Regions from separate parts of the Homo sapiens genome. Here regions 2 and 3 are each linked to region 1. Evidence: chromatin loops called from intact Hi-C (ENCODE). Cell type or tissue: A673. All regions are shown on one strand. Each heading gives the region's core, and the rest is flanking DNA. Links, peaks and the distances in the headings are about the cores only.

Region 1 (10,819 bases), core at 858-8,857:
ACAGGACCCATCTCTCAGTGATTTCCTCTTTATCACTTTTCCAGAGGTAGCTCCATTACCACCCCTGATTCCTTCCGGATACTTTTAAAACTTACTTTTACTTTTACTTTTTCCTACTCTCAGAAACTGCATAACTCATATCTTTTATTTTTCAGCATCCCTAAAGGTCATTATATATTTAAATATTTTCCAATTTATTCCATCCCTTCCCATTTTGCATCAAACACTCTTTTAAATTAATGACCTTTTTTTTTTTTCAAGTTCATAACTACTAAATATCTGAAAACACGCTTTGGAGGAATATAGCACCCCCAGTAGGGAGATGGGTTAATTTGGTGCCTTTTAGATACTCAAAATGGAATGGGATTTTCTTCACTTTTTCCATTTTTACAATTTGCTTGAAAAATTATAAAACACTTTATTGAGCATAGTACATTAACCTTGCAAATATGCTAGTAAATCTGCTGCCTCACCAACTTCCATAAATATAAAAATTATCTCTGTCCTTCAGAAAGATTTTAATTACATACTATTATTTTCTGAAAGCACCTCCTGTTTCAAATTGAAACAGTCCTTAAAATGCAAGTACCCTTCAGTTAAAGTTCCATGAGAAGCAGAGCAGAAATCGGGGCCAGTGCTGTGGCTGTGGGCAGGGGTCAGGTCAGGTTCAACTGCACATTTTTATCTACTGACCTCTCTGGCCCTCTGATCCTTCAGGTCACTGGCCATTGCTTCTTACTGGGGGACAAAGAAGGATTTTTATTTTTCCAGTGCCATTAAGACCCTGGGTCTATTAGTAGCTTCTTACGTAGGGAGATTACTAGCACATATCTAGGATAAGACCACATTATTCCAAATGATGCAAAGGTTATGGATTATTCTTCTTGGCCTGGATAAAAAATAGCCAAGGGAAATGAAATGTACAAGATTTCTCCCAAAGCTGAGAAATGAATGATGTTATCTGTTATGATATTTACATGTTCTTTCAGTAAAACAAATCCAGATTCAATCATTCAGGCAACACTTTCTGAAATCATGATAACCTCTTAGAATAGCCTGCTAAATTTTGAGGTGGGAGAAGGGGGCATTTTGTTATCTCTCTGGCCAAGACTGTTACCTACATCAGTCTCTCACTGGCATGGCTGTGATGGAAAGCACAGGAACCAGCCCCACAGTCAGCCCAATTATTCTGGCCCTGACTATGGCTTTGGCTGAGTGATGATGAACTGCAACTCTCAGTGGCTGCTTTGCTCAGAGTAAATCCCTCGATAGCTTCATTTTTAGATTAGGGACAAAATCTTAAAGAACAGGTTTTTTTTTTTTTTTTTGTCCCTGCTTCATGGTACTTATAGCTCAGAGAGATGGGAGGTACTCTTAACTGTCTCAAAAAGACTTTGGAATGAGTTAAATTTGGCCAGATCAGATAATGCTATCATTTATGTAGCGTTTTCTGTGTGCCAACCTTTGTGCTAAATTCCTTACATGTATTTTTCTCATTTAATCTTGTAACAATCCTATGAAATAGAGGCTAAATGATTGCCTGAGGCTACAAAACTGGCATAGGGAAAACTCAGACCTAATGGACTCACACCTCTAATCTTAACACTATCTACAATATCTCTTGGGAGATGGACTAAGAGAGATGAAATTTCTGCTCTAGAAGAGTTGATGCTTCTCTACTTCCTGTAGGGCAGACCACACAGCACTTGAAAAATTATGCTTCCTCCCTCCCCACTCCTCACCCCCACTGTCCTGCCGGATATTGGGTTGTCAATAGGACATTCTAAATTTAGCTTCCTGAATCTAGAAATTAAATGACAACATGATCCATTCAGAGTCCTGTTTCTATAGGCCTGGGCTTTTTTGGCCCTAAGGGCAAAAGAGTTGCAGGTGACGTTTCTTGTGCTTGCCAGACTCATGAATGCATAGTCTAGGAAGATTTAATAACTAGATAGCTTCTCAACTAGTTAAAGCAGCTTAATCATACCAGCTGAGAAAGAGGGTATAAGTGCCTTACATCAGGCCCAGGCTTCTGCTGGCCAACACTTTGTTTTCACTGTAATTCTAGAGGTCAGGTTTGGGTTGAGCATGTATGTGCATAGGTAAACGTGGTGTGTATGTATAAATGAGTGTGAATGGGGGTCTGGGGTGTGAACATTATCATCTCTTGCTTGTTTCTTTCTTTTCTGCATATGAAACTGTGACAAAACAGGTTATTTATTTATTTATTTTTGAGACGGAGTCTTGCTCTGTCACTTAGGCTGGAGTGCAGTGGCGCGATCTTGGCTCACTGCAACCTCTGTCTCCCGGGTTCAAGTGATTCTCTTGCCTCAGCCTCCCGAGTAGCTGGGATTACAGGCAGGCACCACCATGTCTGACTAATTTTTGTATTTTTAGTAGAGACGGGGTTTCACCATGTTGGCCAGGCTGCTCTCAAACGCCTGACCTCAGGTGATCCACTCACTTTGGCAAAGTGCTAGGATTACAGGCGTGAGCCACCCACCGTGCCCAGCCCTTTGACTACTTTAGATACCAATATAACTGAAGTAGCATTTGTCATTTTGTGACTGGCTAATTTCATTTAGCATAACATCCTCAAGCTCCAACCATCTTGTAACTTAGAATTTCCTTCCTTGTCAGTAACTGAATAATATTCTCTTGCATATATACCACATTTTTCTTATCCTTTCAATGAATATTTAGGGTGTTTCTACCTCCTGGCTATTACAAATAATGTTGCAATAAACATGGCAGTAGAGATATCTCTTAAAGATCCTGATTTCAATTCTTTTGTATAAATACTCAGAAGTGAGATCACTGGATCATATGATAACTCTTAATTTTTACATTGTTTTGAGGAACCTCTTTACTGGTTTCCATACTGGCTGCACCATTTTACTTTCCCACCAACAGTGCACAAGTTTTCTAACTTCTCTACATCCTATCCAACACTTGTTATTTTCTATTTTTTCCTCTCTCTCTCTCTTTTTTTAATATGACCATTCCAACAAGTGTGGGACAATGTTTCATTTTGGTTTTGATTTGCATTTTCCTAATTATTGGTGATGTTGAACATCTTACATATACCTGTTGGCTTCTTGTATGTCTTCTTCAGAGAAATGTCTATTCCAGTTCTTTGCCCATTTCTTAGATCAGGTTTTTTGTTATTGAGTTCAATATTCTTCAATTTGTGAAGGCTTGTTTGTGACATATTATGGGATTTATCCTGGACAATGGTTCATGTGCACTTGAAAAGAATGTGTATTCTGTTGCTGTTGGGTGGGGTATTCTGTATATGTCTGTTAGGTCCATTTGGGCAATAGTGTCTTTCAAATCCTCTGTTTTCTTATTCATCTTGTATATGGATGTTCTATCCATTATTTTAAGTGGAGTATTGAAATGCCCTACTATTACTGCATTGCTGTCTATTTCTCCCTTTTGTTCTATCAATATTTGCTTCATATTTTTGGGTTCTCTGATGTTGGGTGCATATATATATATATATTAATTGTTATATCTTCCTGGTGAATTGACAGTTTTATCATTATATAATGTTCTTCTTTGTCTCTTTTGACAGTTTTTGATTTAAAGTCTATTTTGACTAATATAAATATGGCCACTCCTGCTCTCTTTCAGTTACTATTTTCATGGAATATCTTTTTCCATCCTTTCACTTTCAGCCTGTATGTGTCCTTAAATCTAAAGTAAATGTTTTGTTGATAGCATATAGTTAGATCTCATTTTTCTATCCATTCAGTCATTCTATATTTTTTGAGTGGTGAATTTAATTAATTAACTTTCAAGTAATTATTGATAATGAACTATCACCATTTTGCCCATTGTTTTCTGCCTTGTAGCTCTTTTATCCTTCATTTCTTCTTGTTGTTTTCCTTTATGTTTCATTGATCTTGTAGTGACATGCATTGATTCTTTTCTCATTTTCCTTTGTGTATCTTCTAGAGATATTTTCTTTGTGCCTACAAAAAGCATCTTATAACAATCTATTTTAAGCTGACAATTCTATTGCATACAAATTCTCCATACTTTCATTTCTCCCCTCCACACATACGCATGTTATTGATGCCACAAATTATATCCTTTTATAGCATTATTCATTAATGTATTTTTATAATTATAATTATTCTTATACATTTTAACTTCTATCAGAATAAAAAGTGATTTATGTACTGCCATTGCAGTATTACAGTATTCTGTATTTATTAATATATTTACCCTTACCAGTGAGCTTTATACTTTCATATGCTTTGATGTTGTCATATGGCATTCTCTTACTTAAACTTCAACTAATTTGAAGTTTTTAGCTTTCTTATAAGGTAGGTCTAGCACTGCTGAACTCCCTTAATTTTTGTTTATATGCAATGTCCTTATTTCTGTTTAATTTTTAAGGAATATTTCTGCTGAATATAGTATTCTTTACTGATAGGATTTTTTTCTGTTAGTACTTCACATAGGTCATCTCACACTCTTCTAGCTTGCAAGGTTATTGTCAAGAAATCTGCTAATAATCTTATGATTACTCCCTTGTATGTGATATATTGCATTTCTCTTGCTCCTTTCAAAATTTTATCTGTTTCTGACTTTTGGCAATTTGCTTATAAAATGCCTTGGTGTGAATTTTTGTTTGTAAAATACTGCAGTGTGAATTTCTTTGAATTTATCTTAGTTGAAGTTCATTGGGCTTCTTGAATCTGGATGCTGATTTTTTCCTCCAGACTTGGGGAGTTTTCATTCATTATTTCTTTTAACAAGCTTTTTGCTTCCTTCTCTCCTCCTTCTGGAATTTCCATAATGCCTATATTGCTTGATGAAGTCCCATAAGTGCCTTAGGTTTTCTTTACTTTTTTAGTTCCTTGTTTTCTTTTTGTTCTTCTGACTAGATCTTTTCAAATAACCTGTCTTTGAGTTCATGGATTCTTTCTTCTGCCTGGTCAAATCTACTATTGACTATCTCTAATGAATATTTCAGTTCAGAGCATTCTCCAGCTCCAAAATTTGTTTGGTTTTCAAATATATATATTTCTATCTCTTTGTCAACATTCTCATTTTGTTCATCATTATTATTTTGAACTCATAGAACATTTTCATGATGCTTATTTTGAATTCTTTGTCAGGTGATTCATATACTTCCATTTTTAAATTATTAATTTCTGAAGATTTATATTGTTTCTTTCCTTGGGCCATGTTTTCTTGTTTCTCTGTGTGTCTTACAACTTTTTATTTGGGTCCACACATTTGAAAAGACAGCCATCTTACCCAGTCTCTATAGACTTGCTTTTACTGGGGAAGATCCTCACCCATCAGTCAGGCTGGGGGTTAAGGGTGCCTCTGAAATCTTTTGGGGAAGATGCCACTTCTCTGTGCTTGTGAGTTTAATTTCTCATGTGAAGAGGAGAGAGGTATGCTGGTTTCTTTTGCAGGAGTTTATAATCTCTTCCTCCATCTGGTGTCTGTTGGTGGCACTGCAAGTTCCCTGGTTTTATAGCAGCAGACTACCAAGCTCTCCCTTTTTCTTAGTAGCTACCAAACATCCAAAGTATGCTGACTTTCTGCCAGCACTGTGAGTGAGGCATTATACCTATCAATTCCTCAGGAAACCCTCTGAAAACTTGAACACTGAACACACACTCTGTTACTCTCTCTTAAAAGAGAAGCCTCAAATTGTGTTCTCTTTCCTGACTACAAAAGCTGTAGCAAGCTGCCTCTTTCCATGCTTCTGTGTTCTCAGTTGCCCAAGACACTCAAACAAGGCCAGTTCTGTTAACACTCTAGGTGAGATGAGACAGAAACCAATCATTTGGGCAGCCTCCAAAGAGCCAGATTGTTGGACTCACATTCCACTTTTCCTTTTCCCCTTGATGAAGAAATTGCGAGCCAGTGTGTTCTCTTCTGGGGGTTCTGAGTTGTGTTGGCTTGTGGCAAAGGCTGATGCATATAAAATGAAATTCTTCTTCTTGACCATTTGAGTGCATCTATTTTTGGCTTTGTGCTCACCTATGGTGGTGCAACTTCTTAACTGGATTCTGGATTTCTCATAAAGATATTTTGGTGCATATATTGTTAAATCAGTGTTTCTGTGGAAGACAAGGACTGGTACTTCCTATTTTGCTATCTTGTTGATATCACTCCTATGTAAGTCTTAATTTAGATAATCTATGTGAGATGCTTAACATATTTTTGATATATAGTATCTGCTTAGTATATCCTATTGGCTAATTACTATTATCACAATCATCTTCTCCTTTAAAGAAAATGTATATCATTCCTGAATACACTACACTTCCATTTTTTTTATTGTCTCTCCTACCTGGAATGACTTTTCCTTCCTTTTTTGCCCAGTGAACTCCTACTTAGATTTCTAGAACAAGCCTGAATTTCACCTGCATTGTGAGTTACCAGAGAATTACTCCCCCTTCTAAAATATTCATAGCACTTTTTTCATTTTTATATTAGCATTCATATAACATTGTATTATAATAGGTTTTTATCATTATGTGTCTCCAAACATTTTAAGGAGAGGAGCACTACATAAATTTATCTGTTTCTATTCATGATGCCTATTTTTTTTTCTTTTCGTCCAGTATCTAGCAAGGCCATCAGTATAAAGGGCTTATTAAATGTTTACTGAGTGAATTGTGTAGAGCAGTTTTGCAACTTTAACTTGAATTCCTAGGAACCTGATCCTAATTCACATTAGCAAAGATACTAAAGTTTTGAATTTTTTAGTTTGTTTGTTTTTTCTAATCTGGACTTTTTGACTTTAACTAAAATTTTTAGCTGGAGTGAAATGGTAAGCTCCTTGCCCTTTTAAATCACCATTTGTGCAGCCTTATTCTAATTACCTTAGGCCTCTTCCATTGTGGCCATCTAATCTTCTTTATTTGGATCAGAAGTTCATCAATACATATAGTTTCCCTTTTCATCGTCTCTTCTGGTTCTTCTGTGTTTCTTCTACTTATGTCTTTCATTAAATTTTACAATTGCCAATGGACTTATTTTATAGGCCTCTAGGAAAACAGTGAATACATAGGGTCACAGAGAGAATGTTTGATTGGAAGGGACCTTAAATATTGTCCAAATGTTGCCTTCATATTTACCAGAGGGATAGAGAAACTTGTCTAAAATCACTTGGACATTTAGAGACAGAGAAGACATTGCCTCATTATATGTTTAAAAGGGAAGCCACTTTTGAAAGATTATTTCCTTTTACATAAGATAGGCTGATAAAGTAGGGAGAAAGTTTGTTGTCCTGCAGAATTCTTTGAGTTTTTTAGGAAGGCATTACAGGGAAATACAATATGCTTAAAAATACCTACATTAAAAATTATGCTTAAATAAATGTCGGGTCAAATTGGGGATAATCAGAAGCCCATTTTATTTGAGTCTTTGCAACTAAAGTCCTCCTAAACATAGGGTCCTACTTCTCCCTTAGTACTACAGTGCACTTAGATCCAGGCTAGAAAATCCCCTACACTTTGACAGGCCCTGCTCTGGCCTTTCTCTTGCTATGCTCTTTCTTATAAGAAATTCATGAGACCATTGGGACATTCCCTCCCACAGCCAATACCCACTCCACAATACATTCTAGACCATGTTCTAGGTATATGAGACTCCAAAATTCCCTGCCTGTGGGGCTCATAGTCTGCTCCTTGGTTCTGCCTGGGTTTCCTTCCAAGTCCACTCTTTGAGGGGTAGGCCATATCCCAGGTATGTGTGTGTTCCTAGGCCTGGGGGGTGAACAAGGGGGAGCTATTTTTGGAGAGTGTAGAGGGAGCTTGGACACATGGGCTACGGTGTCCACACATGTGTTCACAAAGCTTCTTGTGCTGTGGGACAAAGTCAAATGTAAAAAGAGGAGAGGGATCACTACAAGCCAGGGTTCAGAATTCAGCTGTTAACACTACCACTTTCTGGCACAGAACTCAAAGGTATTCAAGAATTATAAATTCAAACCTGACTTCTATGCCATTTTGGAATAATTTTATAAGTTAGAAGATAGAATTTTTTAAGCTTGATTTGTAGTTTTAAAGTATGAGGCAGTTAAATGATGGGCCTCCATTTGCAATTTTGCTCCAAGATTCACAAATGTTATAGAAGGCCCTATCTGTCTTGGTAATATTAAGTATTATAAAAATACTATATTTGATATTGCAAACTGTATAACAATAAAATTATTTGAGAATGATGGATCAGAGGCATTGCAAAAATTTTTGGAGTGTAACTAATATGAACTGACCCTGAAACACATTTTGAAAGTTCTTTGAATTAAACACTGAGTTATTGGCTTATTTATTAAAATTTCATTTTTAATTCTAAAAGTGGAATGCCACTGATTGAGTGTTCCAGTTAATTGGGTCAATTAACCTTTTTCTGAATAATATTATTTATTAATGCATAGAATATGTTGACATGCCTAGTGCAGAAAAACAGGAATATGATGGACTGAATAAATGGAATGGGTTTAATAAGGCAAACCAAAATTGTAAAATAGCATTTAACCTTGCTATTTGGGAGAGAACTTCAGATCCAAAGGGAAAAACAATGAAAGAGAATTGAAGAACATTAATGATGATTACATGTGATAGAAAGAAACAGTAACAGAGAAGGATAACAGTACATCCTAGAGAGCATTAAAAAGAAAAAAAAACATGTAAGGGAGTTTGCTAAACTGTTATGTGAGATGTATGAAGAAGTACAGAAAACAGGTGTCTGGAGATGGGCACATGCTGCCTCCATGATCATAAAGGGAACCTCTGTCTTAATTCTGGGCACGGCACTTAAAGAACAGTCTGGACACATGGGGCAAAGCTAGATGAGAGTGAATGGAATGGTAACATGTCTGATATCTCTCATACAGAGGGATTAAGGGAACTCATTGGAACAAGTGCTGCCTTCAAATACCTGAAAGACTGCCACATGCAAGGGGATTGAACTTTGTAGTCTTAGAGAACATAAGAACAGAGGACAGGAAATCACACGGAAATGGTTTTGAACCAACATATACATAAACATTTTTCTAGCACTGAGAGCTCACCAATAAAGTGTCATGAGAACAGATAAAATTTTTGCCGTGTTCACAGTTGGATCGCCAGTGCAATTGTTCTCAAACATGGATGAACATCTGGTGGAGCCTTTTGAAAAAATAGGCACACTCAGCTTCCCTCATGAGAAATTCAGATTTGGGAGTCCTGTGGGGGTGTGCTCCTCTGGAGTCCTGAAATGCTCCACAAGGATGCAGACGTGCATCAGGAGTTGAGAACCACAGTCCTACTGTGAAATACAGGACCTGGCAAATGCTAAAGGCTTATTAATTTCTTGATTCTAGACCTTTGAATTTGTTCTCTCTGTCAAGAACATTATTCCCCAGGCTTCTGAAAGTTTTACTCCCTCACTTCACTTGGTCTAAAATAGGACCATCTCCCATCTCTTCTTGACTTTTCTTTCTCTTTTTTGTACTCATTCTTTATCTAAAATTCTATTCATCTATCTGATAATTGGTCTCCTTGCCACTACAATATAGGCTCCATAAGCACAGTAACTTTGTCTTATTCTTCGCTGCATATTCAGTGTTTAGAATGAAGTCTGAAAAATAATAAATGCTTAAGAAACATTTGTTGAATTAATGAGAAGATAAATGTATGAATGACTGCTTATTTGTTGACTGTTTGACTGACAAATTGAATGGTACTCTTCTTTATGGGAAATATATTCAACCCCACGCTTGCTGACCAAGCAACGGTGCTTTGGGAGAAATCACACATCATAAAGGACATTGATCTCAAAAGTTTCCCAGCCACAAAGAATAGATAGGGCATGGTGAAAAAAGAAGATGAGGAGAGACTTGGCATAAAAGACAGCAGAATTAAGAAGGAACTAGAGAGCAATGGAGTGAAACAGCCTGCTGAGAAGCTGGCTATGGCAGCTGACTTGTTGAAATATTCACCACACTCTGAAATAACAGATGTTCATTGAGGGATCTGTGAGAGCATTTGTAATCTGCAGCTTTCTATGCCTCCTCCTCCTACCTGCCTCCCACACACAGCAGCTTGCTGCCTGGCCTGGCCATCTATTCCCAGAAAGCCCTTCTTCTTTCCAAAAGAAAGAGACAACCCCACCCCACATAACCATGGTTATGTATTATTTTATTTTTGATGGAAAGGTTCTGCATTCCTCCTTTTCTTAACTCTTTGGCGTCCTATCTCCTCCTCTGGTACTCCTGCCCTTGCTCACTCTGCTTCGGCCACATTGGACTTCCTGCTCTTCTTTAAACATGCCGGGCATATGCTCACTTCAGGGCTTTGCACAGGCTGTACGTGCTGCCAGGAAAGGCCTTTCTCCAGAAGGCCGCCTGGCCCCTTCGTCCCCTCCATACACTCCCGCTGCTTCAAGTCTTTGCTCAAATCTCACCCTCTTCTAAAGTCTGACTTTGACAACACCATTTAAAGAGCAACCTTGCTCCAGCCACATACCTCGAGACCATTACTATGCTCTACATTTTTCATTTCTCCAAGGAATTGTTACTTGATAAGCATACTTTTAAATTTCATTTACTGTGCCTAATTGATTATCTGCCTTCCCACAATAACTGCTAGAATGTTTATGAGGGCAGTGAAAAATTTTCGTTTTGTTTAAAATTGCAATCCCCATGCACAGAAAAGTGCCTAGCATATAGTATATGCTCAACAAAATTTGCTGAATAACAAAATGAATAAGTGATATATCAAAATTAAATAAAACCAAGAAGAAATTCATTAAATAACACTAATTCAAATGAAAAAACCTGGGAATCTCTGGTCTTTTT
Region 2 (10,819 bases), core at 906-8,905, 61 kb before region 1:
TGGACTTCCCAAGCTCCAAAACTGTAAGAAATACATTTCCATTGTTTATAAGCTACCCAGTCTATGGTATTTTTGTTATAGTAACCTGAATGGACTGAGATAAAGCTGAACTGAATTAAGAAATTCAAAGAGATACTAGAGTCATTGTCAGCACTTCATGTAGTTTAAGAGAATAGAGCTAAGTATTGAAAAGTGGCTAAGTATTTCTGTCAGAGAAGTTGGCATAAAACTCCACTGCCTTTTAATGACCCTAATAGAGTTCTCTTTTACTGGGGAAGAAAGGGTGTGCTGCATACTCTGCTGTTGAAGGACTGCACAGGGGCATCTCTGGCCATGTCCTGAGGAATTATCTGCCATGTGGAGTTATCGTTTTGGAAACCAACAGAGCTCCCTGTGGACACAGGCACGATACAATCTTAGCAAGTGCCGTTTCTTGTTTTAAGGCATGGAATACACCAGCTGAATCTTGAGTCACAAAATTCTAAAATGCACTCAGATTCTCCTGTTCCTTTCTTTCCCTTTGCCCCCACGAGCCTGTCCCCAAGAGGGCAACTTTTCTCCACTTCCTTCAGTTCTCTCTGACTGGCTGCTCTCAACCCCAGGGTCCTACCAATAATGTCTTTTATTCTCTCAACCTTAAAAAGACTCTCAGGCCAGAAATGGACACAAAACCTATGGTTTAAGTTCTCTGGTAGACGAGTTCTATGGCCACAATTTGGGTCTTTCTCTTGTCCCTATCTATTATTTTTTGCCCTTACAGAAATGTTTACTTGAAATGCAAATTTCAGTATTTTGGTATTTTAAACATCTCAACCAATTTCCACAAGCCTGCTCACATCGCTGAGTGTTATGTTTATTCTGGGATCTAGTGTTTAGTTTAAATCTCCCTTTGCTTAATGTGTTTTTGTGTCTCCTGGCAATATTCAGCTACCAGGCTAAATAACTTCTCATCCTCCTCAGTGTATGCACCTTTTAAACTCTTGCACATAATTAGCATATCCCTTCTTAGTCACTGTTTACTCAAGTTGTACATATTAGTTCTTTTAATATTTCTTCATAAGTCAGAAAGAAGGGCCTAGAGCTAATGGCAAGAGAAAAGTGTTCTCTCCTGTGTTCCCCAATGTGGAGGCAAATCAGCCAGGAATAACTCCAATTAAAGCATGCCAGGTGCTGCCTTCTGAGTACAGTGCCTTCGGAGTTCCATGCTTTAGTGAGCCCTGTAGTTGCTATGCAAAATGTTGACTGATTTAGATTTATAAGGTCAACCAGGCATTTGTAAAAAGGAGCCATTTGAAATTAAATATATTTCCATGGTGCTGCTTTCTCTCATTCCCTTTCTTTCTCTCCTCCCTCTCCCTCCTTCCGTCCTCCCATCTCTCTCTCTCTCTCTCTCTCTCTCTCTCACACACACACACCCCACAAAAAGCTAGTTATTTACATATAAGATTTTACTGTTAAATGTGTGTGAGCAGCACACACATTTCCTCACCCTCAAATATTTGCTCACTAAGCAGAACAGGACTAGCCTCAAAAACTTCCCAGGACATGACAACCAGCCCCATATTTGGAATTAAAAATTTTTTTACAGACTATTGCTCTAATAATCATTATAGTACCTGTCTTTCCTTTTATTTGAGATACAAAGAATACAATTTAGGAAACTTGCTAAATTGGAGCACTTTGTGACTTTAAAAATATAGAATTCCAAGGAAAGTATGTTAGGAAATGAATGGATCATTTTTTTCACTGTTCTGAGAAGACTTTTATAAGTATAGCATCTCGGTAGATCAATCTTTCACAGATAGGAAGATGTGCTTGAAATGGGGTTGCTATTCCTTTTACTCACCTACGTTTGAATATTTACATGCAAGTGGCTGTAAACACACTAGCTATAAACACAAACATACATACAGTTTAATGAAAAGCAAAGAACTAGAATTTATCTTGCAAGGTGTATATGTGTGTATATTTGTGTTTGTGTGGGTCTGTGATTGGAAATGTGAGTGAAGTAAGTAAGCAAGAAAAGCAAGCTATGAACTTCTACCTAAGAAAATTAAAGGAAAAAAGATCACGAATCAGTGATGCCATTTGAAGTTTCCTGTGAGAACTTCAAATGCTGTACCATGTTTCTGTTCTTACAGTATGTTTCATGTTTTGCTTTTGTTTTCCCCTAAGGACATGCTCTCACCTATTCCTGTTTTTGCTTTCTTCCCTGCTTTCCTGCACATCACGTTCTACACAAAAATGCTAAGGAAAGGAAGAGAGAAAGAAACACAAGAAATCTAGAAAAGATGCCTGCAGTAGGGTTCTGTTTGTATTTCCAGCCATGTGTCTCTCCAGATTATTTGAGGTTTTTGCTTCTCCGCTTCACATTCCACCTGAGAGACCCCTTAGTGTTTGACAATGTTGCTGTCCAAAGGCTGAAACCACTTCTCATCCTCACTTTTCACCACTGGAAGGGAGGGGTGAAGAGTGGTAAAATGATCCCTGATTGAAAGAAGGCAGGGAAGGGGTAGATGCAGTCGTCAAAAGCAACAACCACAGGAGGATAAGGAGACACAGGGAAGAACAAGGTATTGAAGGGGATGAAGAAAACAAAAACAAAAACAAAAACGGAGAGATGTGATATAATGAGAACGATTTTAGGGAAGAGTTGGAGGAATGGAAATGAAAGGAGAGAGAGTTTTCTGAAGAAAGAGGCATATGACTGTTTAGACATTTGAGCTGCATGCAAGGGAAGGGGTGGGTTACTCTGCTATAGAAATGTTCCCTATTTGAATAATAAGACACAACAGGGGGTGGATTATGCAAATTGGCCCCATGCCTTCTGCAACCCCAAAGGATGTAGTTAGTACCCAGAAACCAGTGACAAGAACAATGCCAGGGAAGATTCACAACTGGCTTTGGCTCTATGAATGAGCATGGGCCAAATGAAAAAGAACATCCTGGGATTATTCTTCCTGGCATCCAGAGAGATCCAATTCATTATGATTTGCATTTTTGCTTTCACATATAAAAAATAAGCCAGCTGAAATAGTTTGAGCTGAGTTTCCAGCCTGAGGCTGCCATGCATGCATCCTTTTTTCAGTCCTGGGCCATGACATTCTTTTATTGTATTTATACTAAACCATTACCCCCTACTTGGTGTCAGTTTTTAGAAACTGCCCTGCCCTTCTAAATGTGATGCTTGAAGTCAGAATCCCCTATATTTAGTTCTCTGAAGGGGATTGTACTGAGAATAGCTATGGTTACATTGTAAGGCTTTACCACTGTAAAAACCACATTTGGTTTTGATCATCACTGTATCCCTTCCCTAGTGTGTAGCACAATGTCGGAACCTATTAAAAGTTTAAGAAATATTGTAGAGTGAGTGTTGTATGAGCTACCTCTTAATAAACACTTGCTAGGCACTGTGCTAAGTGACCCAGATATATTATCTTATTTAATTCACGATAGTTTTAAGATTGCTTACAGATGTGTAACACATAGGAACACAGGTTTAGAGTGGTCAAGAAACTTGCCCAAGCTTATAATGTTAGTAAGGAAGACATGAGCTTTGACCCAGGTCTGTGGACGTTTGGGACTCATGTTCCGAACTAAGCATGCCTACTTTTATCATTAGAATGCTGAAGGATGCTACAGTTGGCTGGATTCTTAGCTCTCAGAATCTGCTTTATTTCTTTCTTTCAAGTATAGAGTGGGAGATTGAGAATAAGACATGTGAGAAATTTCCAAAGCAATGCAGCTCAATTACTGATAAAGAAGGTAAAAAGACAGGCTTCATCTTTTATGAGGTTTGTCCACTTCACTTAACTTCCTTATTGAAAAGATCAAATGAACCAATAAATGAGGGGAAAAAAGTTGATCTTTAAAAATTTAGCCTCTTAACCATTTATTTTTAGGAGTCCCTCCATTAGCAATAAAAACCTATTGGTACACAAAAATGCCAGCAACCAGCAAAGGAGCTACAGAGACAGTGTAGAGTAGACTTAGTACTAGAGAAGATTTCTGGGAGAAATAAGTTTTCAGGAACTTAAGAAATGCAAGTGGAGAAAAAATTAGGGCTGGCAAATTGCAAAAGGGTGTGGCAATCTAGAAGTCTCCGAGCAGGAAAAATGAGGATGGTGATGTGTGAGGACATGCACTGGGATGTGACGGGTGGTTTGAGGACTCTGGATTTGCTATGTGAGGTACCACTACATCTCCTTTAAGCCTGCCAGCACCCACAGGGTACTGAGTACAATGGCATTATTTTGTAATTTGTTTTCTTCCTTTTTTCCTCCCCTCCTCCCCTCCCTCCCTCCCTCTCTCCCTCTTTCCTCCCCTCCCTCTCTCCCTCTTTCCTCCCCTCCCTCCTTCCTTCTTTCTTTCCTTCCTTCCTTCCTTCCTTCCTTCCTTCCTTCCTTCCTTCCTTCCTTCCTTCCTTCCTTCCTTCCTTCCTTCCTTTCCTTCCTCCCTACACACCATATAGGAAACATGATGTGTAAGCATAAAATCGTATGAAAATTCTATTTGTTTAAAGTCCTTTATACACCAACACTATTTACTCTCAGTGCCTGTTTCTTGACACTGAGTACTAACGTGTATTTTGATGAGCCTTCCTGTGAATTACTGTGAAAGTGGAGATGGGCTCTTCAAAGATTTCAAAAAATTGTGATCAACCTTGTTTAACTGACGGTGGCTGCCTGGGGAATGATGTTGAGAAGGATTCTGAGGCGGTGTCTGGGCTCAATGAGAGAGAGTGGCACTGTCCCCCTGGCGGTAGGAGAAGGAATGTGGACCCTGTACACAGACCCTCACCTGCCCTGAATTTCCTGTAGTCCACTTGGTTTTCTCAGGTATGAAGAAATGTATTCTAAATGCAGTGTGTAGGTTGGAAGCTAATGACTTCCTAAGTGTGAATGCAGGTGGAATCACTTGGCGAATTAGGAGGGGGTACTTATTTTGGAGTGAAGATAATGAGTTCCATTCTAATATGGTTGGTATTAGGTTTTCCTGGGACATACTGTGGAGTATATTCTATAGGTACTTGGAAATATGGGGTTGGTAAGAGATTTTAGCTAACTGTGGATTTAAATTTGTAATCTACACGAGTTGTAATTCAAATCACTGGAGCAGGGACTGCAGAACATTTGTAGGATGTAGCTCCTAAAGCCAGCACCCATTCTCCTACTTCATTTTTATGACCTCGGGTGCGGGGAAGAAGAGCAAAACTGAAAACAAAGGATTGAAAAAGCCCCATATACTTAAAAGAGTCCTTTGGGAATAAAATAGAAGTAAAGATTCCTGCAGATGTTAATTGTTTTTTAGACTTTTTCTTAAAACCTGGGGGCAGGGGGTTGTTTGGCAGGGACAAATATTAGAATTGCTGGACAGAGTCAGTAACAAACAAGATCACTCACCATTGTCATCAGAACTGTGGGGGTATTACCAGACCTGTTATTAGCAACTCTGCCATGGCTCAGGATTAAATATCAAGAGAGATGAGAGCAGCAGTTGCTGTTTTTAAGAGTCACATAAATCAATTGGCATTTAGTAAGTGAATGTGTTAAACTCAGCAGGGTGATTGCACTATGGAAGGATTGCTAGGCAGAGTTTTGAAGCTGCCACAGAAGCCTTTGAAATGTAATTAAAACAAAGCAGACAATAACCCCGTCTAGCCCTTCACCCTTTCTTAACAGAACCTGATGTTGCAATGACCTCATATAGGTTCACCCTAAAATCCCAGATCTACTTCTTCAGCTAGGCCCAGTGCTGAATGAGTTATTTGATCCAATTTGGAGAACTGTTCTTGCTTAAAGTCAATACATAAGTAATGAAGAGAAAAGAATGGTAAGGAGTGGGAGCAGGGCAGAAGAGGAAAAGGTTTAAGTATGAATTAAAGTGATGTTCTTGGAATGTTTCCATTCAACATAAGGTGGGTAGCTCAGGGGTCAAAACAAATTAAAGGGTCCAGCCATTGGCTTCTTCATTTTGACCTAAAGGTACAAGCTAAAAATTACTCCATCAACATTCATTCTAGGTTGCAGGCCTCTGCTTACCAGCACCCCTCAATCTGGGCTCAGGATTTTTAGCCTTTCTGTAAAGCAGATGGATCACAGTGGGAGTGGGGGTCCCAGCTGCAGTGTCAGGAGCGCAGGTAGAGGTGGCGTGGGAGAGAAAAGAAGAGAGCACTTGCCTGTTCTTGAAAGCAGTCCCTCTCCCAGGCTGGGCCCATGCGCTCCTAGAAGGCTATGAGGCCAGTGGGCCAAAGCTTAATAGGAAAACAGCAGCGATTTGTCTCCACTGCTATTTATGTTTCAAGTGCTTGACAGGCTGTCAGTGCAAGTGAGGGTCACTAAATTTACTGCCTTTCAGATTACTGCTATAGTCTCGAACTTGACAAGTCACTTCATTTAAAAAGCGCTGCATGAGGATGTTTCCTGCACTCCTTTTTAAATAAAAACAAAGGGAGAAGAAAAGGCCACCTCAGAGGTTTAAATGGTTGAAATAAAGAAAGTCCACAAGACTCTCTTACCCTGAGGGGTGGACCTCAGAGGGAGAGTGCTACTTTCACACACTCACCTCTAATTAAAATGGCAAGTGAGGGAGAGGGATGACCCCAAGGTTTTTGGTTTGATTGATCTGTGTACTGGATGATATTTTTATGGGTGGTGGTGGAGGGGTGGGAGGGTAATAATTGAGTTTTTTTATCTATTGAATTGGAATGCTTAAAGGACATTCAAATGGAGATTCCTTCTAAACAATGGGATTCAAATAAAGGATAAAAATGTGTTGTATATGTGTTATTCATATACAACACATTTGCATATACATATATATTGTATATATATATAAATAAATGTTTACATAATGTTAACAATCTTACTTCTGGGTTATGGGATCAGGAGGCCCAGAAGTGTGCGGTTAGGGAACTTCTCTTCATTTGATGCCTTCCTATCCTGCTTGAATTTCTGACATAGATTATATATATATTACCTTTATAATGCAATATTTTCAAAGAAAACTGAATTTAATAATTGCAGTGTCAGTGAAAGACATACCTATTCTTCTGGCTGTATCCTAAGGGCAGGTTTCTCAGAATGAAAAAGAAAATCTCTACGATTTTTCTATTTCTGGCATAAGGGAAAAAGAATGATTAGGAAAATTAGACACCAATTCCAAATGACAGGAGGCATAGTAATAAGCAAGTTGATATTATATAAAATCAGAACAATTTTCTAATTAGGTGGACAAAAAGTTTTCATGACTATCCATGGGCATTGTGTGTTGTAACCTACCTCCTGTACTGTTCAACTGTGGCTATTAAAGAATTGTAACCACAGGTCCAGTCCACTTGGCCCCCAAAGCAGTGAGACTTGAGCCTGGCCAATTGTTAGAAGCACTTTGCCCATGATTGAGAGGTGTCTGGACTTAAGAGTGCTGACTCTGAAGGTGACAGGTAGCTGTATGTGCACTCAAATGAATTTTCCTCACTATTCTCCACTCCATGGCACGTTGCCTGATTGCTCTTTGATCCTTGTTACTGGCAGTCAGATTGCACTCCAGTTCCCAGCTGGGACTAAAGTTGAGCTAAATTATAAACTTGACCCATCATTTAGTTGTCACCATCACTTTTCCTACAGGGCTGGACCCTTCTTGCTGTATTTTATAGCTGACTAATAGCCTGCTCACATTGGTGCAGCATCATTCCCTAGAAATCTCTGTGCTTTGGTATTATCCCTTTGGATCTGCGTATTCTGAGAACAAGCCCAACCTGAGTTTCCCTAATGATATGAACTATAAATCTTACAGGAAAGGGGAAAAGTTCTGAGGTGGAGGTAGAAAGAACTCATCCTTTGTTCTAGCTCAAGTCTTCTAAACTCCCTCAGCCCAGGAAACACTCAGCTTATCTTCCTTTCTCGTGGGGAACTTCTAAGTTCCCTAGTGTCCTCGCACCACCTCCTAACCCTCCCAGCCTAAACAGTGTGAACCGCAAAATGATTTTCATGAAAGTGTATGATTAATAGAGTGTACATGGAGAATTTTCATGGATAGAGAGAGCTAACTAATACCTGCCATACAAACGGTCAGGCTGTGCAGTATTTTTCTAATATAAATAGCACAGAACTTAGGATCTCAAACAAGCACTTAAATGTACTCAATCATTTGTTTATATGAGAGAAATACATTATTATGCAATGTCTTAGCCCTGTGCTGAAGCTATTTCATCTTATTCTTGGTAGTTGACCAGAAGATTGACCCCCTCGCCTCCTGTACCTATCACATAAGATCTCATTGCAACCACTCAGAATAACTGTCCAGAGATAATTTGCTAATGGATGTCAATGTACAACCTATCAAATGCTTAAGACACTTAATAATTGCAAGGCATATCTATTTGGTATGCTACTATCAGTTTATTCAAGTCTTTGGATTCTGTCCAAGAATCACATATTTAGAAAGCAGACCATTTTGACCATAATTATTTCAGTACTTCCTAGAAATGGCTTCACTGAAGTGAGACCATGGACGTTTCTCTAAAGACTATTTAAAAATTACCCCTTTGAACACATTTTCTATGCATTTCATAAATTTCAGTCAAACATATTGTCTAACATATTACTCAATACCCTTTATAAAAGGATTCTTTAGTTTCCAGAAAATAAGTCTCTGTAGATGTCTTTTTCAACTCTTGCTACTATTTTGAAATAAAAAAGAAGCTATGTGAATCTATTTATTTTCCCTTTTGCTTTCACTTTAAAAAATTACACAGATATAGTATCCAGATGTGATCAGCTTATCTCAAATTCTGATCAGCATCTGTACAGGTGTTTCTCAAACTGTGATCCATGGACCACCTATATAATAATCACACTGGAAACTGCTAATACATGCAGATCACTGGGCTCTTTCACAGACTTACTGAATCAGAATTTCCTGGGATGAGGCTCAGGAATCCATTAGTTTATAAAACCTACCAGGTGATACTCCAGAACACCTACATTTGGTAAGCATCCTTCTGATCTTACTAGTTTGGCATTCAGAAACATATACCTTTTCTTTTCTTAAGGGAGTTAGGTTAACCCCAGACACAGAAGCCATCTTGACCCGGGATCAGGGATCAATCCAGTATTTAGATCAGGAAAGACTGAAGGAGACAAGTTAAATTATGAGGAGAATCAACATTCTGCCTTGAGCTCAATTCCCATTTCTGAACTAACAATTCAGTCTCCATTTGTTGGGTAGCACTTCGTGTCACATGGATTTTTTACATCTTCTAGTTTATCTATATAGGCTTCTTCTTTTCTCTCTCTGTGTCTCTTGTTAACCAATGAAGGAAGTGAAGTTTAGAAAAGTTAAGGAACTTTCCCAACATTACACAGATAGTAAATGGCAGAGCTAAGATGCCTGTGTGACTCTGGTGTTTTAATCAATCATATCATATTTGTAAAGTCTCAGCTCTGTTCCTGAGATTGATCCTCATTTGCCTACCAGTTCTAGACACTAGATTCATGACAAAAGCCAATGCTGACTGCTTTCTGGCCTACCTGGAACTCCAAAAAAGCCTGGATCTCAACTCCCAATTGTGGGTTACCCTTTTCTTTCCTCTCCATCCTACAGTTCTCAGTGTTGCCTGGTATAATCACTAGATTTCCTTACTGTAAAAATCACTGAGAATAGGTCATTTACACCCAAAGTTGAATAAGAAAATGTACGTTACCTTTCTTGGTTTCATTATGCATGGATTTTGTTACAAAAGCACCTTTGATGGGTGGATAAGCTGTTGGTGAACTTGGAGAATGACAGATGGAGGGCTACTGACCTTCTCAAGTGTTGGAAGATCATTAAGAGTAAGTTAATCTGTAAATAGATGAGAAATGTAAAGTTTCTTTGCATCATGCTATGAAGAATTCTGAGCTCTCTTACCCCACACTCAAGTCTTGGTTTGCAAAGTTACATTCAAATGACATGTGGCCAACCTGAGGTGCAGTAAAGGGAAGCTGATGTAAAGTGAGCAGAATTGACAGGTTGCCAAGCAGGATAAATTACCTCAAAGATATCAAACTTTAAAGCTTAATTATTTTCCCATTAAGACTCCTTTTGCAATGCAAATATTAATGCAAGTGGTTATACCTTTTATCAGCTAACGTCTTAATTCTCAATTAACACCTAAGGGATTTCACAGCCTGCAGGCAAGCAGAATGGGTACTTGTGGGAATAGGTTCTGTGGAACTGGAAAAAGACTGGAATGAAAGAAGAGGATGCTGCTAGGGGAAGAGGGGGGTCATAAATTCATTTTACACAATGCTGGCTTAGTGTATCTAACTGTTTGGGGTAGCTAGGAATTGAGTAGCAAACACTGAGACAGAAAATCATTCTCACTAACATATAAGTCTTGGTGGTCTTTTAAACTTGTTGAATCCAAATATTGATAAGCACATTAATGCTCAGTTTTTCAGAAGATAATTGGGTAAGTTATGAGCAGGAGGCCTTGGAATATTTTCAATAAATTCCTAGGCTTTCAAATCTCTTCAGCCTTCCCAACCTTCTATACTAATCTAAAATACTGTCGGTTTCTGGAAGGGTAAACCTTATTGTATCAATAGCTCAACATATCATATACTGATGCAATTTTAATTTTCTAGTGGGAAAAACTTCACAATTTCAAGATGAAAAAGTTAAGCCCCACAAATCCTCCCCTTTTGACAGATGGCTTTACCCGAAGGCAAACTTAGCAGTGGCTCTCAGGGAACATTATCTGACCCGCTGTGCTGAGGGGCAGAGGAGACACAGGAAAAGATGTGAAAGCAGAAAAACATGAGGGAGAAGCCCTGAG
Region 3 (10,819 bases), core at 1,206-9,205, 89 kb before region 1:
CCTCTTCAGAAGTCAAAGCTTTCTCCAGATAGGTGGGATAAGGGCTTGGTGGTGCTTGCATGGCTAGTAACCAGTGTTTAGAAGTGAATGTCAATACTATCAAAACCTTTTCTTTGGTTTTGTCTGAAAGATGTCAAAGAGAACATGCATACGTAATGCCTGGTAAATATGGTGGAAAATGTAGAGAAAGGAGCCAAGGAACAGGTTAAAATTAAGGTTCATACTTTTTGGGTTATCATAAGACATTTGTCAGGGGCTGGTACTATCTCGATGATTTAATACTTGGGAGAGTTTTTTTTGCTGTTGTTTTTTGTTTGTTTGTTTATTTGTTTCCTCTATGTACTACCACTTTTTAAAAAGGACTCTCACTCCATACAGTCTCTGAACCCAGAACTAAGTTCCCAAAGGAAGGACTTCCTTCCTGTCTAAACACAACAATGTTTCTCACAGTCGACTGCTATGCCCATGTTAACTGGCACATGAGGCAGACTCGAGAGCAAGCAGTGCTGCCGTGCACTCTAAAGACCAGAGGAGCCTGTGTCAGTTTTCTGTCCATCAAGATCCTGGTCTTCTCACCCTTTGGGGCAGCATGCCAACATTTTCTGCTGCAAAATTTCATTGAGCTCCTCTTAGGCAGCTTTATTCCTTTTAATTAAAAAGACAAGACTGCCAATTACTTAAACCTAATCCCCAAATGTAACTGTTACTTTGAAAATTTTTTTTTCTATAAAGCTCATAGAAGAGCAATATTTCTATCAAATTAAAATTTAGTGGAAGCTTGGATTTTTGTTAAAAAAAATATTCATTTTCAAATCCCTGCTGGCTCTAGACATCTAAATAGCACAGCAAGGCATTAAGGACAGGGAGCTCACCAGGAAAGGCTGACTGGTGCAGGCAGATCCAGATTCGAAAACCAGGAAGAGGCATTAGAAAGGAGTTCTAGGCACTAGAAAGGACTAAACATTCTCCTATCTTTAAATTGACTCTGTAGGATTTTTAGTCATTTAGCTTGAAGCTAAATGTAAATTTTGAGAGAAATAACACTTCCAAGCCCTTGTTGAACATTTAAATAATGGTGTGAATAAATTTTGGATTTATTCTTGCTAGCAACTTTTAGCAGGGGAGAGAACAACAGTTTAGGAAACAGAGTAGAAGGAAGAGTAAAGAGGTGGGGGAGATAAGACACAGAAATGGGGAGAAAACCTCCCTATTACACTGTGTCAAAATCATTGGATTGATGAGTGAACCATTGATTCCACATGAAATATTGGTACAATTATCCCGCTTGAGTCTCTAACCACTAAAGAAAATCAGAAGGAAATCAGACTATTGTTCCCATAAACGAGCCAGGGAATTAGGTATGAAGGTCAACTCAATAATTTTCATGTGTATTAATCAGAGCCAATCATTTTGTTGTAAATTGGTGCTGACATGTCTGCCTAAATTCTATTTGTAGTAACAAAGTCCTTGTTTCTGCTAACCAGTGGGAAGGAGAGACATATTTAAAAAGGGAAATCTTTCCTAGGACATACTTTATACCCTTGACCAGCAAAAAGGGCAGGTCCTTTAGGCTGATGGGTTGGCAGTCATGTGGTACTGTGTATGAAGGGCATCCGCTGAAAGTGTGTGAGTGTATATGTGTGTGCCACACAACCAGGAACTGTGTGCAATTTTGCAGCTCTTCTTAAATGTAATATTATGATATTGGTAAGAAAATAATGAAAAATATTTTTTATTTGGCCTTAGGATGCTTCTACATTAAAACTTCAGCAGTGTGGGGATTTCAGAAATCTTTAGAATCCATAATACATCAAAATATAATAAGAATACATTGAACTTATATCTAGCTGATGTCCATGCAACATGATACCAGTATACCTGCAAATATCAGTGCTTTTAAAAATTATAAGACACATGTGTATCTGAATATGATTATTTTAAATTCAATATGCCTTCTAGGAACTTGAAGCTCTCTTTTGTATATTATTTAAAATACCACTTTGAGCTTGTAGGCATGAAAAATATAATTTCTTTCCCATTTCACAGTTGGAAAAACTGAATTACAGGAACAATGCAAGTAATTATCCATGATTAATAGAGGTGTATATGTAAATCAGCCTGAATAAGTGTGTGAAATTAGATGTACCGATGCCAGATAGCTCTGCTCAAGTTTTTAAAAAATGAATGCTTTCATATAAATCTGTGTGAGTTGGGCATACATCTCACTGTGCTAAGCATATTTGAAAATAGATTTTGTAAAAATGTACAGACGTTAAAGTAACTGAGTGTTATAAGCATTGCAATACATAAAACAAATTAGATGAACATTTAAAATCCATTGAAAAGATGCATATCTAATGAACATGAATGTATACACAAGGGTGATTATTAATATACTATAGATTTGTATATGTGCCTGGGTGCAATAAGGGGTAGGTTGAAATGTAGGTGTCCTTTGATCATTAAAAAGTGTGGGAGAAAGGTGCACGTTTCTTTCTTAGGGTTTTGGGAGTTGAGTTAATACAGGCAAAAGCCCTTTAAACTCTAATGGTACATGAGAAGGCCGTTATGTATGTTAGCTGTTGTTATTATTAATATTATTACCATTATTAAACAAAGCAAAATACTGTTGTATTAAGGAGCTGAAAATAAGCTTTTTCTTTTTAATACTAAGGATGGTATTCTACAGAAAATAAATGAAACTGGAAATTATTCAGTGATCTTCACAGCATGGGATATGTTCAAAATTTTTCTCCCATTTTACCTCTCATCCTTTTGGAATTTGATTTCAAGAATGTATTACTGGGAATGCCAGGTGAGGGCAGGTACGCCCTCTCCTCTAACTGTAGATAGGATATGGCTGTTCTGATGCCAGGCCTGCCTGTAGGAACATGAGTCCCCCTTAGGGAGAAAACATGCCAGGACGACTTCAGATTTCTGCAAGCCTCGCTTGTTTGTGGTTTGGATTTTAATTTCTTTCTAAACTTTAATTTTGGGAGTGGGGGTTTGTTTTGTTTTCTGAAAAAGCTTTGGACAGCTGTATTAATCATGCAAACCCAGCCATGTGCAATGCATTTTATCAATGGAAAAACAGGGATGGAATGGCAAGCAGCTGTGAACAAACCTGGTGCCATGCCTGAACCTGAAAGATAATCTCAACATTTCCCAAACCCACTTGCCACACGGGGTTAGTGAATGGAAAGGCTGTTCACTTGGGATAAATAATCAGATGGGAGGCAAACAAGTGAGACACATTCCAGGATTTGTTTTGTTTTGTTTCAAAGTGGCAGTGATCAGAAAGGGATAGGCTGATTGAGTCCAGAGAGCCCCACGCTCAAGGGAATTTTTCGCTTGAGAGTTACATAAACAAAACGGTTGTTTGCCCTTGTCTTTGCCCCTTGTTTCACGTCTTTTTAATTTTCTGAGGCTGGTTTCAACACTTCATTCTGAACCTACGGTCCTCAATGTGAGAATGTCTCTGGGTGCACTTCCATTATGAAGAAGAGCTAGGCACAAGTAAACTGATGGGGAGAAATGTTATCATTGCTCAGTACCCAGAAACCTCAGGAAACAATGTCAACCTCACAAAGTGAGAAAAGTTCCCCCAGACATTGAGAGCTGACTCTTTCCTCATTTTGCAATTCAGTGGATTTTCTGCAGCAATATAGTAGGAGGTATTTATGCAAATTTATGCAATTCAGGACTCACTTCAGAATAAATAAACCTAAATTAAAATTAATGGAAGAAAACACCTATCAGAAACAGATCAAGGATAGAACACTATTTTATTTGTATCTTTTAAACTAAGGAGGAGGAAAGCAAGCTGGTTTTATATTTTGTTTTGTTTTTGGCAGATGGGGGAAGGATATTTGAAAATTTCTGATTGGACACAGCCAATATAAATTACCCATTGGTGGAATTCCAGTATTATTATTATCACTGCAGAAAATCAAGCAATATGATGAAGGAAACCCAAGGGAAATGCATTTGATTTATTGAGGCTTGTTTTTGTTTAATCACAGCTTGAAGGGGTTAGGACTACATTCCTGCTGCGACTCTGCTGTGCATCCCCAGTCATCTTGATGAGCCATGTAGAGTGGGGATAGGAGGGAAGATCCTCCAATGAGAGATATTAATAATAAAGCAGCTGAAATGAAACATACATCTTTGTGAGGTTGGAAATTAGGAAAGAAAGTTTTCCTTTTTATAATGGGAAGGCAGAAAAAATCTTTGTAACTTTTGAAACACCCACTTTCAAAACACCTTAACAAAATTAATTGCCTTAAAATTTTTAGGCCATTTTACGTCAACCAATCTCTAAGAGACAATTGATATTTTAGGAATGAAATTTAAGAGTTCATAAAGATGGTGACAATATATGATATTCAATTAAATGAAGATACCTTGCATTATAGCTATGACCACAGTGAGGCATGCTTCTCATAGATATTTGGGTACTTAACTGGCACCATAAAAATGCTTAAGCATCCTATTGTTAGTATTTCTTTCAATGGGAAGCTGCATTTCGCTTGGGTTAACCTCGATTGGAAAGAGGAGAAGAAAAGTGATTCAATCCCTAAGAAGTTAAAGTCCTTGTAAAGAACAGAAAACTTAAGAGGGGACTATCTTTGTATAGCAAACTCTCACGCCAGCCATCCGTCTTAATGAACAGCTTTTCAATTTCCACTAGCCGAAGACCAAAGTATTAGTATAAGATAAACTATATTCTCTAAAAACTATTGGATCTAAGAAAGCTAACTACAGTCTACCTACAATGTAAAATCAAACTAGGGTCATTCTCCAATCAACAGTTCAGTTTGTGGGAAATATGAAGTTCAAGAAAATCCCTCGTGTTCCATCCCTAGTCCAGACTGTTTTTCAGTATCCGACAGCTGTCTTTTGTGAATGGTGTCTGGCTTCACTTTGTTGAAAGTTACCTATATCATAATGCACGATTAGATAAATACTTGAGTTGGTGGCTGCAGAACTGCTCTCACAAATGATACCTAGAGTCACAGTGATAATGTACAAAGCTCATCTCAGATGGGGCACGACCTCTTTGAAAATGCTATCCAATGGTACAAATGCGTATGTGTGTGTTTTTCATATCAATATATTTGCAAGAGGGCAACATGATAAAGTGATGTCAATCTCTGCAGCAACACTAGAACATAAATGTGTTAAAATAATTGTGGTATGTCAGGAATTCAAAATGGGATATTTTCCATGAACAGTAAGTATCATGTCAAGTCTAAAAAACAGGCACATTTTAACAGTCTTATTTTTAGTGGCTGGGATTAGAAACAGATTTCATTGTTTTAGGGAAGTTTTTTTTTTTTTTTTTTGCTATTCAACAGAGTTATTCTAAGCTTTCATACTAAAAATAGTTTGTCCTCTTTTTAAAATTTGATAATAACTCTTATTAAACTGTCTAGTTGATCCTTGAAACCTTGCAATCCTTAGTTCGAAAATAATTAAAATATATTTGCATATGTGAATGCATATACATGCAAAACATTGCATTATTGACACTGAATATCTACACACAAGTTTGCAAGAGTTTATAGTTTGGACAAATGTTAATGAAACATGATTCATCTTCAAACTTATAAAACAGCAGCTTTCTACCTTTAATTCTGAGCACATTGCCTTTATGGTGTGTATGATAATCTTGCTTAATTGGATTTATTTTTTCCACGCCAGGTCCCGCATGGCCTAGTTTCCGTTTTTTTCTCAGGTCTTTGAGTCTATTTGCAAATCACTTTTCTGGAATTTAATTTCAATGGTAGGTTGGTTTCATTTCAGATTTTTTATATTGTTTTAATTTTATTTGCCAATTTCCCTTTAAATAGCCTTAAGCTAGAAAGTTGTGGCTGCACCTTGCGTCTAAATACGATGTAGGAGGCAAAATTTAATTTGAGTGCATAGAAAGTTTATGAAAAGGAATTCTGAATGATTATCTTGTTTTTTCATTTATGTTTTCTAAGACAGGTACATTTAAAAGGAAAGAAAAAAAAACCATGAATTGGCCAAGATTTTAAGAAAAAATAACATCTTTGTTATAATCCGGTTGAGTTGATTAACCTTTAGCAATATATACATTAATTTTTATAAGTAATACCAATGACTTCAGATTCAGACTGTATAAACTTCCAACTGTGAGGGTAGTCAGTCAGAGAATTGGTATTTTTGTGGCTAGAGAATTTAACTGGCTGTGTCCCAAATATGTGAGTTCCTAGTTCCTTGTAATAAATATTGACTGTAGAAAAAAATTGCTTGCTGAGTTTAGTATTGCCTTCACAGCTACTGACCAATTTGAAGATGAGTCAGATAATAGTCTTGTTCCATGCCTATTCAACTGGTGTTGGAAGCAACTAATTGGCTTTTTAAAAAAGGTTTAAGGGAAAAAAATGATTTATATTGTATGTGAATTTTTTGAATGTGTTTTCCCCCCTTTGTGTGTTTTGCATGTTAAAGATGATGGAGAATGACCCAGGAAGAGAGCTACAGTGATAAAAATCATACTGACCTTGAATGGGGTGGGGGATTGTGGGTAAAACACGTTCTAAAGGGGAAAAAATAGTAATCATCATGGAGATTTTAAATATTATATATATGTATCTTTCTCATGTTTAGTTATTCAAACAATTATACAACAGATGAATTTCCATGCTTACAGGATCATATCTCTCATAAAACATTTGTCTGTACTTCCTATTAACATTAAACTATCAAAGAAATTTATTAACAAAATTAAAAATGCAGAGCCTTTAAAAAGTTTAGCTAGTATAGGAGGACAACATCAGATTGTGATAACCCTACATACAGAATCCTACTGGAAAAAACCCACCACCAAGATTTTAGATCTTTTAGAGAGTTGAAGTTGAGGGTATTTATAATCGTGATCAAATTCAGGTGATACATCTTGGTCTTGGTTCTCGTCTCTTTAGCTCATGATAGATGAACGTGTGTCAGCTACAGACTTCTTTCCTCTCTCTAAGCCGTATAGTTCACATCAGCTTTAGCCAAGCATTTGAAAAATTTACTGTGGACAATACTAGCTCAACTTTTCCCTTAGGTTTTTACTTTACATTACTGATACCAGTATAGGAGTAACATCAAGGTAATAAATTCTTAGCATGTTATAATTTTATTTTTAGTCTATTCCTTAATTCCCCCTCTTTTTATAATACATTCTTACCCGAAATTTGATCAACCAATCAAATTTGCTTGGTGATACATCCTGTTGAGTATAATAAGAAGTACTTTTCTTTTGAACACTGAGGTCTTAGCTTAAAAGTATCTGACAGTCCCATACATAAGCTACTGACCATAGATAGAATGTACTGACAGAGTTCAGAATTTAAGGTGGCCTTCATTTATCTCATGAAAGACCTAAGATTAAATTCTCTTCTGGGGCTTTTTCAGAAATATAGAATGGAATAGTAGGGATAGGATGTATTATTTGCTAACTCCCAAATTATATGATAGTGTAACATAATTAGCACACACTTTTCTATGTTTCTCCTAGCAGCTTGATTAAATAAAGACCAATGAGAAATGAAAATCAACAAAAATCAAAACCACAATGAGAAAGGCATATGTGCATATTCAAATCTGATAGCCTACCATCTTGTGCCTTATGCTTAAAAAGAGTAGATTTTACCTGGACTTTGGGCACTGGATACATCTGGACACTGAGAAAACTCAGTCTCCTTGCAGAGTCAGCTTTTCTCCAGCTTGGCTGAAGTTGTCACTTAAATATGAAAGTTTCCTAAGTCCATTAAGATGGAGCAGGTCAACAGCAGCCCAGTGAACAATTGTGTGTTAGTTACACAAGTGTCAAGTAGAAAAATGGTTTAAGCCTCCACTGGTTATTTGGTATTAAGTTTCTAGCTTTGAAAATAAATAGCTAAACTGCTTTTAGCATTTATGTAGCAGTTGGAGACCACTGTTCCATATTATACTCTTTCTACTGAATTTTATTTTTATTATTACTATTATTATTAGACTGTTTAAATGACTCAGCTTAATATTTTCTCATCATGCTGTTCACAGCTGGGTAAATGCACTCTGCCCTTATTTCCACATGACCATTTATATTGCTAAACCATCTTACCCACCCTCCTTTCAGTGCCTTTCAACTGCTTCTCAGCTTGTTATTACCGTCTTAGCTCCACCCTGTTATCATCGTCTTAGGCCTATCACGCCCCATTAGTTATTCTCATTCTCTTAATTCCATCCTATTCACGTATCTTTCCTTAGATGCTTCTCCATCCCAATTTTTATTCTTATTCTTTGAGCATTATTCTGCTGCTGTTTTACACTTCATGCTAGGGTTTGCAGGATCTTGTAAGAGTGTAAAGTGAAGTAAATACCACTTATAAGGAAAACGAAACTTTCCAACTTTTGATTTTCAAACTAAGGGAGGGCAGAACCCTTGGTGCTATGCACTTCTCCTTTGGCAGCTGCTACTTGAGGAGGAAAACACACTTAGCAGCTGATTGGGAGATTTTGGGAACAGAACTATAAGGTTGGCCCTATATATGCTGTGGCTATATGCACAGCTATATGCTGTGGCTCTTAGCAAGGTCTCTTAACTCTCAGCTTTGGTTTCTTACCTGCTAAGTGGGTGGGCGAGGGGAGGCGAGATGTATCCACAGAGCCCATTTAAGGAGTTTGCATCTAGTGCTTCAAACTACATGTGGGTAGATAGCAGCTTAAGCTGTTTTATTGTGTGGCATCTAAAAGTAGCTGGTTAAAAGGCTTTGCCAAGTCTTCATTCTGTGACCCAGGTTAGAGTGCAGTGGCCTGATCTTGGCTCACTGCCTTCTGCCTCCCAGGCTCAAGCAGTCCTCCCACTTCAGCCTCCTGCGTAGGTGGGACCATGGGTGCACGCCACCATACCTGGGTAATTCTTTGTATTTTTGGTAGAGATGGGTTTTTGCCATGTTGCCCAGGCTGGTCTCGAACTCCTGAGCTCATTACAGGCTTCAGCCACTGTGCTTGGCCTAGGCTTTGCCAAGTCTTGACTAGCATCATCAAGTGCTGTATGTTTAAACAGCAAGCCTTTCCGATAATAAAATGCTTTTTAAAGAAAATGGGGAGGCCCTCATTATAAAGACTCCCTCTAGTGGTGGATTACTCAGGTAGCACTTGAAATTTAGTCAACTATGGCTTTACAACTTAATGATATTTTAAAGTTTAAAAAGAAAATTAAAAACACCTCCTACACACGGATGCAGCAAAGCCCAGTGTAGATTTTTTTTTTTGTATTTTTATTCTTTTGTACTCAAAAGCCTCAAAAGACCTTTATAATCCACACATTTTTCTAAAGTACAAGGTAATCAATCAGTGGGATTGTTCTTTAATGTGTGGGAATATTCTCCTCCTTATTCTCCTCCTAGACCAAACGCTGACTACTAGGCTAAACGCTGACTACTAGGCTGGAATATTCACTGAGAACATCAACATGCCAAAGAGAAGCCAATCATCGAACTAACCTGGTGGTAGCAGGCTACTGGGAGTTAATGAAAATGGAAGTGGGAGGCAACACAAGCAGTGCCCTTGGGTGGGAAGGGATGGAGCAGTATAAAGACAGTGGAAAGGCCTCGTTGAGTGAAAAAAGGAGAAAAAAAAATAGATTCTGCTCACCTCCTAACTTACAAGATATATCTCCTAATATTTATGCCCACATACACAGATGCAGATAATGTGTTGATTTAGGGCCTAGACTCTTGAAATAGACTACCTGAATTTAAATCTCAAGCTCAGCCTTACTTAGTTGCACTAGTCACTTAACTTTTCTATGCAATGGAGAAGCACAAGTACATAGTACGGTTGTTGTGATGCATGCCTGTAGTCCTAGCTACTCAGGAGGCTGAAGCGGGAAGATTGCTTTAACTCAGGAGTTCTGGGCTGTAGTGTGCTATGCTGATTGGGTGTCTGCACTAAGTTTAATATGGTGGCCTCCCAGGAGTCAGAGACCAACAGGTTGCCTAAGGAGGGTCGAACTGGCTCAGGTCAGAAATGGAGCAGATCAAAACTCCTATGCTCATCAGCAGTGGAATCATGCCTATGAATAGCCACTGCACTCCAGCCTGGGTAACATAGCAAGACCTGTTTCTGACACAAAAATATAATTTTTAAAAATCAGATCATGTATCTGAAACATTTAGCATAGTACATACTGCAGAGTACATTGCACTCACTTAATAAGAAGTGACAACCTTTAAATTATCACCCATCACCCTTTCTTCCTCCATGTCCGTTATTTTAAATCTAACTCAACAAGAGCATGAAACAAGATAAACCTATCTATCACCTTTGTGGGTGAATTTTAGTTATCAGTCTGGAAACACAGTCTGTTATGTTACTTATGCAGATGGTGGAACTTGTCTTGGTATCACTCGAAGTCCAAGTTTTCATCTATGTCATGCATATCCCCGTCTGAGAAAGACTAGGGAGCTGAATCCTTGGCCATACATTGTGCCATTGGATTAATGTATTCAAAACTTTAATATAAGGTAATGCTTAGCCCAAGGATGAAGAAAAAGATATACAAGGCATTACTTGGTTATACCGACTGAGGTAGTGTGGATCTTTGACAAACACGGTGCTAGAATGTGTGGAGAACTAGATGAATGAGAAAGGAATGCTTCCACCAGCTCAGGAAAAATTTACTATGAATACAATGTATTCTTACACCCTCATTCCATGATTTTGACCCCTCTGGAGATCAGTATTTGAATAGAGAGTGGGGAAGTGTATGTATGCATGTGACTGCAAGTTTACACTGTGTGAAAAGTCAGCTCATCAC

Evidence for each region. Hi-C counts contacts between places; a loop is a spot of excess contacts. Peaks named below come from ENCODE experiments on the same cell type or tissue, not always from the same donor. Only the 100,000 strongest peaks of a DNase experiment are listed, where the experiment ranks them.
Region 2: a loop joins it to region 1, with 6 times the contacts of the local background. A loop is called at or near these places in 2 of 110 quality-filtered maps.
Region 3: it touches region 1 in a loop (6-fold over the local background); 6 of 110 quality-filtered maps call a loop at or near these places.

What each region holds. Positions count from the first base shown.
Region 1 is chr3:115,917,397-115,928,215 of GRCh38, forward strand. All of the region lies in intron 3 of LSAMP (limbic system associated membrane protein), which reads right to left. The region is part of intron 1 of LOC124906269 (a long non-coding RNA gene); the gene reads left to right. Among named protein-coding and RNA genes, the nearest start is that of SNORD155, 18 kb to the left of the region's middle. In A673, for the core only: a CTCF peak has its summit at 5,475 (motif pointing left); DNase peaks (open chromatin) are centred at 1,675 and 5,455; H3K27ac peaks cover 3,635 bases.
Region 2 is chr3:115,856,763-115,867,581 of GRCh38, forward strand. All of the region lies in intron 3 of LSAMP (limbic system associated membrane protein), which reads right to left. All of the region lies in intron 1 of LOC124906269 (a long non-coding RNA gene), which reads left to right. Among named protein-coding and RNA genes, the nearest start is that of SNORD155, 43 kb to the right of the region's middle. In A673, for the core only: a CTCF peak has its summit at 4,773; DNase peaks (open chromatin) are centred at 2,819, 4,199, 4,619, 5,549 and 2 weaker places; H3K4me3 peaks cover 1,651 bases; H3K27ac peaks cover 7,544 bases.
Region 3 is chr3:115,828,033-115,838,851 of GRCh38, forward strand. The region is part of intron 6 of LSAMP (limbic system associated membrane protein); the gene reads right to left. The region is part of intron 1 of LOC124906269 (a long non-coding RNA gene); the gene reads left to right. It also overlaps the pseudogene RN7SL815P. Among named protein-coding and RNA genes, the nearest start is that of SNORD155, 72 kb to the right of the region's middle. In A673, for the core only: CTCF peaks have their summits at 4,428 and 9,126 (motif pointing left); DNase peaks (open chromatin) are centred at 4,019, 5,689, 6,249, 9,099 and 1 weaker place; H3K4me3 peaks cover 584 bases; H3K27ac peaks cover 7,623 bases.